2 separate regions of the Homo sapiens genome follow, and region 1 is linked to region 2. Evidence: read pairs that join two places in POLR2A ChIA-PET (ENCODE). Cell type or tissue: IMR-90. All regions are shown on one strand. Each heading gives the region's core, and the rest is flanking DNA. Links, peaks and the distances in the headings are about the cores only.

Evidence for each region. ChIA-PET counts read pairs that join two places held together with the same protein. Peaks named below come from ENCODE experiments on the same cell type or tissue, not always from the same donor. Only the 100,000 strongest peaks of a DNase experiment are listed, where the experiment ranks them.
Region 1: POLR2A ChIA-PET joins it to region 2 with 12 read pairs; 3 of 35 experiments call an interaction of 5 or more read pairs at or near these places.

Annotation. Positions count from the first base shown.
Region 1 is chr9:120,828,802-120,831,723 of GRCh38, reverse strand. It overlaps PSMD5 (proteasome 26S subunit, non-ATPase 5), which reads left to right. Exons shown (of 10, transcript NM_005047.4): 4 at 265-393; 5 at 2,516-2,625. Among named protein-coding and RNA genes, the nearest start is that of PSMD5, 13 kb to the left of the region's middle. In IMR-90, for the core only: no CTCF peak of the experiment used is centred there; a DNase peak (open chromatin) is centred at 1,353.
Region 2 is chr9:120,705,860-120,708,781 of GRCh38, reverse strand. All of the region lies in intron 1 of MEGF9 (multiple EGF like domains 9), which reads left to right. Among named protein-coding and RNA genes, the nearest start is that of MEGF9, 7.1 kb to the left of the region's middle. In IMR-90, for the core only: no CTCF peak of the experiment used is centred there; no DNase peak of the experiment used is centred there.

The sequences.
Region 1 (2,922 bases), core at 102-2,601, 120 kb before region 2:
GTAATGGAATTTACAACTTCATATGGATTGTGTAAAATAAATGGTTGTCAAGTAAATACTAGTAAACCCCTTTCATTTTCTAGGATATACATATCTACAGTATCCATCATAATTCTATGGGGGATACCTTGCGTCTTTTCCAATTATAAATAATAGCTAAAACATGGGCAAGGTGCATTCCATGCACTATTTTTACATCACTCTTATGAAGTAGATAATAACCTGCATTTTGGGAATGTAAGAGATATTTTCTTTCGTTATAAGGCTATCAAATCCCTGTCAAGAATATCACTAACCCAAGCTGGACTGGAGGCTTTATTTGAAAGCAATCTGCTGGATGATTTGAAAAGTGTAATGAAAACAAATGACATTGTTCGATACAGGGTGTATGAGGTAAGATAAAAAGCACACTTTCTCATGCTTACAAAGCAGAATGCAGTTTGGCTTATGCTGAAAAGCAAGATGGCTCATTAAGTATATAATCTGTGTTTGGCCCTACAGTAGGTGCTGGGAATATAAGGATGCATTCCCAGCCTAGTATGTGAGACAGTCATAAAAAATACTTACAGCCCAGCTCTATGGGAGGCAAGGGCAGGAGGACCCCTTGAGGCCAGGAGTTTCAGACCAGCCTGGGCAACATAGTGAGACCCCATCTCTACAACGATTTTAAAAATTAGCTGTGCATGGTGGTATGTGCATGTCGTCCCAGCTACTCAGGAGGTTGAAGTGGGAGGATCAACTGAGCCCAGAAAGTTGAAGCAGCAGTGAGCCGTGGTTGCACTACTGCACTCCAGCCTGGCCAACAGAGCAAGACCCTTTTTATATATATATATATATTTACAGTGCAATATAATTACTATGATAGAGAAGATATTGAAACCAGACTTGAAAAAATTTGTAGTAGTAATAAGAAATGGCCCTTATTTGTACCAGCTTTGTACTAAGCACTATGCTAAAATACTCACATATATTATCTTTAATTCTTACAGTAAACTTTGTATGTTGTTATCATTAACCTCATATTGATGGAGCAATTGATCCAAGACCACACAGTTAATAGGGTGCATGTTTGAAATAGAATCCTCTATAGTCTAATTCCATCTTCAGAACACTTTCTTACTTTGCATGTCATGATACCATACTATGCTGCTTTTCCTTCTACCTCTCAGTTTCTTCTCAGCCTCCTGGCTCATTATCCTCCGTTGAATCTTTAATTGTTGGAGTTGATGAAAACAGAGTTCCAAGCCCTGCTTTCACGGTACTCTACTCATTCCTAGGCAGTTTTACTCACTTATGATTTCACTTCCCATCAGTGATGATGCCTCTCAGATGTAAACTTCCAACTGAGACCTTTCTTCTGAGCTCGAACCTTCATGCTCAACTGCTTACTCACTCTTGGCCCCTTGGGTATATTCTAGGCCACTCAAACTCATGCTGAAATCAAATTCCTGATCTTCCTTATCCACCCTATCCCCCTAATAAAAAATAAGACAACAAACTGGCTGTGTCTCACAGTCTGCTTAGTTGGGTATTAGACCTTGGCTCATTCTGAGGCCTGTTTTCCTTGCCACATATCCATTCGGTCATCATATTTTGTTGATTTTATTTAAACCCCTGCATTTCTCTTCATTAGTACAGCTTCTACCACCCTAGACTAACTTACTGGTGTCACTCACCTGGGCTACTATATTTGCATCCAAACTGGTCTCCACTCATCCATTTTTATCATCCCTAGTCTATCTTCTCATGCAGTCAGAATGGTCTTTTAAAAGTCCAAATCTGATTGTGTCATTTCTCTGCTTAAAACCCTTCAGTGTCTTCCTATATCTCTCAGTAAGACCTCAGAACATACTTGCTGAATGAGTGAGTGAATGACTGACTGACTGACTGACAGGATGCCTGAATGAGTGAATGGTTTTATAATCTGTTTGTTGTGGCTGATTCAGGCTTTTGTACCCTGATTGATGATTGCTTGGGCGGGAAAGTGCTGATACACCTAGATATAATGGAACATTTCTGTGCCAAGGTGGCAGGGCATGGTGGCTCATGCCTGTAATCTCAACACTTCAGGAGGCCAGGGCGGGCAGATCACTTGAGGGCAGGAGTTCAAGACAAGCCTGGCCAACATAGCAAAACCCCATCGCTACTAAAAATACAAAACAATTAGCCAGGTGTGGTGGTGCATGCCTGTAATCCCAGCTACTGGGGAGGCTGAGGCACGAGAATCGCTTGAACTCAAGAGGCAGAGGTTGCAGTGAGCTGAGATCACGCCACTGCACTCCAGCCTAGGTGACAGAGTGAGACTCTGTCTCAAAAATAATAATAATAATAATCTGTGCCAAAGTAATTTCTTATGCGTTCACTGAAGTTTTTCTACTTAAAGAGACAAATAATGGATTTTTTAAAACTCATTTATAAAAAGTACCTAGTCCTACATTTAACTTAAAATGAGATCTATCAGGCGTAGGGCTGATTTGACCTTTTTCTTTTTTCTGTGTTTTTTTTTTTATTTCAGCTAATTATAGAGATTTCTTCCGTGTCACCAGAATCTTTAAACTACTGTACCACAAGTGGATTGGTAACCCAGCTCCTGAGAGAGCTGACTGGTGAGGATGTGTTGGTCAGGTGTGTTGACTGAGTTCTTAAAGTGAAATATCCTCTTTTGAAGGGCTGGGAAACAACCTTGGGACATCTGTGATTTTCTCTATTAGAGACTTTGCCCAGGTTGCAATCTCATGACTGATGTGTGTCCTGAAGGAGGGATCTTTAGAAAATTGTTCAAGTTACATCGTGACAACATACTGGAACTTGGGAAAGCCCCACATGACAATTCAGCTACTTTCAAGTGACTCTGTTCCATGTCCCTAGGCCTGTGTGCTCTTAAAAAGTTGCAATCATGTGGTAACTGCCATTTTGAATTAC
Region 2 (2,922 bases), core at 265-2,764:
TTTAGATCCCAGGTTTGTCAGTGTACTCCACCCAGTTTATTTGCATTTACCTGCGGTGTGTTCCTATAGACAGAGTCTACGGACAAGTTAGGGCAGATTATTCTTACCTCATAGGGCAGAATAAATTTACAGATGATAAAACAATTTGGAAGATAAAGGATAATAATTTAGATTAGTTTTAAAGGGTCTCTTTCAGCTCTAAAGTTCTGTGATGATTTGGTCTGCATGATTCAAGGCATATTTATGTCCCCCAAAGAACCTTAATTATTTATTTGTTATCTGAGTGATGAGAATAGACTTTGTTTAAGCAAGCCCTAGAATTTAGAACTTGAAAACTCTGACTACCATGACATGTAAACAAAATATTACAGATGGATTATTTATTTTTGTTTGTTTGTTTTGTTTTGTTTTGTTTTTGGAGACGGAGTTTTGCTCTGTTGCCAGGCTGGAGTGCAGTGGTGCCATCTCGGATCACTACAACCTCCACCTCCCCGGTTCAAGTGATTCTCCTGCCTCAGCCTCCCGAGTAACTGGGACTACAGGCGCATGCCGCCACGCCCAGCTAATTTATTTTTCTTTGTATTTTAGAAGAAACAGGGTTTCACCATGTTGCCCAGGCTAGTCTCAAACTCCCAACCTCAGGCAATCCGCCCACCTCGGCCTCCCAAAGTGCTAGGATTACAGGCATGAGCTACCATGCCCAGCCTGTTTTTGTTTGTTTGTTTGTTTGTTTGTTTGAGACAGAGTCTCACTTAGTTGCCCAGGCTGGAGTGCAGTGGCACCGTCTGGGCTCACTGCAACCTCCGCCTCCCAAGTTCAAGCAGTTCTCCTGCTTCAGCCTCCCTAGTAGCTGGGACTACAGGCATGCGCAACCATACCCAGCTAACTTTCTTGTATTTTTAGTAGAGATGGGGTTTCACCATGTTGGTCAGGCTGGTCTTGAACTCCTGACCTCAAATGATCTGCCTGCCTCAGCTTCCCAAAGTGCTGGGATTACAGGTGTGAGCCACCACGCCCAGCCAAGATGGATTATATTTGAAAAGAACATCCTAGGAATATAGGACTCTCTTAACTGTACTGGAAAATGTTTTCATCATCCTAATATTCTCTAATACTAGATTCAGGATCTTACTTACTCGTGTTTCTTTAAGAAGATGCCATTTATTTTAAGGAAATACAAACTGTCTAGGCTTCAAAGTTAATATAGACCCCACAGTCTTTTATCTAAAACCTCTGGGTTGGATGTGTTTCAGAATTTAGATTTTTTCATTTTTTCATAAATACATTCCAGTGAATTGGGAGCAGCATCCTGTAATCAAACACATTAAGATATCTGCAGCAAACTGCACGTATCTTTACAGTGAGTGTGATAAATAAAGACTTTCAGTAGCCTTTGCTCAGGTCAGGTTTTATTTGCATTTGCTCAGGTCAGGTTTTGTTGCCAAATGTATTCGGAGTAGGTCAGATATTTGCCACCAAGTGAGTTACAGGAAAATTTGTAGTTTCATAGCTTCTGGTATTGAGCATCAGATTTGAGGGATTGTGGACTACTATAATAGTAATTACAAGCACACTTACTATGTTCCTGGCACTGTTCTATGTGCCTTATATATATTAAGTCATTTAATCTCCAAAACAGGAACTACTAAGTTAGTTACTATTATTATCCTCATTTTATAGATAAGGAAATTGAGTTCCATAGAAGCCCAGCTCTGGCAGAACCTACATTCAAACCTAGTGGGTCTGGCTCCAGAATCCATATTATTGGCATTTAAAGAAATACAGCTACCTAGAAGAGTAGGAAACCATTTTGCTAAAAATAATTGGTCCTTGGATATTAATCTGGGAAAACTTCTACTCTTCCTTGGCGTTTACTGTCTTCATTCCACTGTGTGCTATTCATTCATCTCCCAGAATTTTCTTTTCTTCTTTCTGTTTTTTTCTTTTGAGACAGGGTCTCACTCTGTGTCCCGGGCTGGAGTGCGGTGGCACAATCATGGCTCACTGCAGCCTCAACCTCCTGGGCTCAAATGATTCTCTCACCTCAATCTCCAGAGTAGCTGGGACTACAGGTGTGCACCACCACGCCTAGCTAGTTTTTGTATTTTTAGTAGAGTTGGGATTTTGCCATGTTGCCCAGGCTAGTCTCGAACTCCTGAACTCAAGTAATCCACCCACCTTGGCCTTCCAAAGTACTGGGATTACAGGTGTGAGACACCGTGCCCAGCCACCTCCCTGAATTTTCTGTTTGACAACGTTTTACAATTGTTATATTAAATTATAGCTCTTATTGTTTCATTAATTAGGTTCTAAGTTTTTCTGTGATGGAGAGATTTGTTCATATTTTTTGGGGGGCCAGGCCCCCCAAATTTATCATACCTTATGCCTGACCTAAGTGCCTAGGTTTTTGTAGAAATTCCTTAGTCTGATTAGTTTCTGGAGCAGCATAAACTCCAGAACATTAGTTTCAAATCTTCTGTATTATGTCCCCAGGAAGCCTCCTGGCTAGTTGAAAATTTACACATTGAAATAATCTAGGTCTTTTTATCTTGATTTTTAAAAAAGACCCCTAAAATTTAAGTGTGCATAATTTCTCATCTTAGCATTTCTAAACATGTGTATTAACTTCCAGACATTCTGGCACCCTTATAAAAAGAATAGAAGAAAAGTATTGCAGTGCTGTTTTTACTGATGAGTAAATTATGGGTGGAGAGAATTCTGCTCTAGGGTACTTAATAGAGCAGAAGAAAATAAAAATGTAAGACCTTGTTTAGCTGAAAGACAGTGTTAGATGATATTTTAAGTTATAAATAGCTTTAATCCTTGCTTTTTCCTTTATCTTGATTTTTGTGTGGTTTTTTTTAGGTGTGATATAAAAATCCTTATTAGTAATGTTGACATTATATTACAGGGACCTCTTCT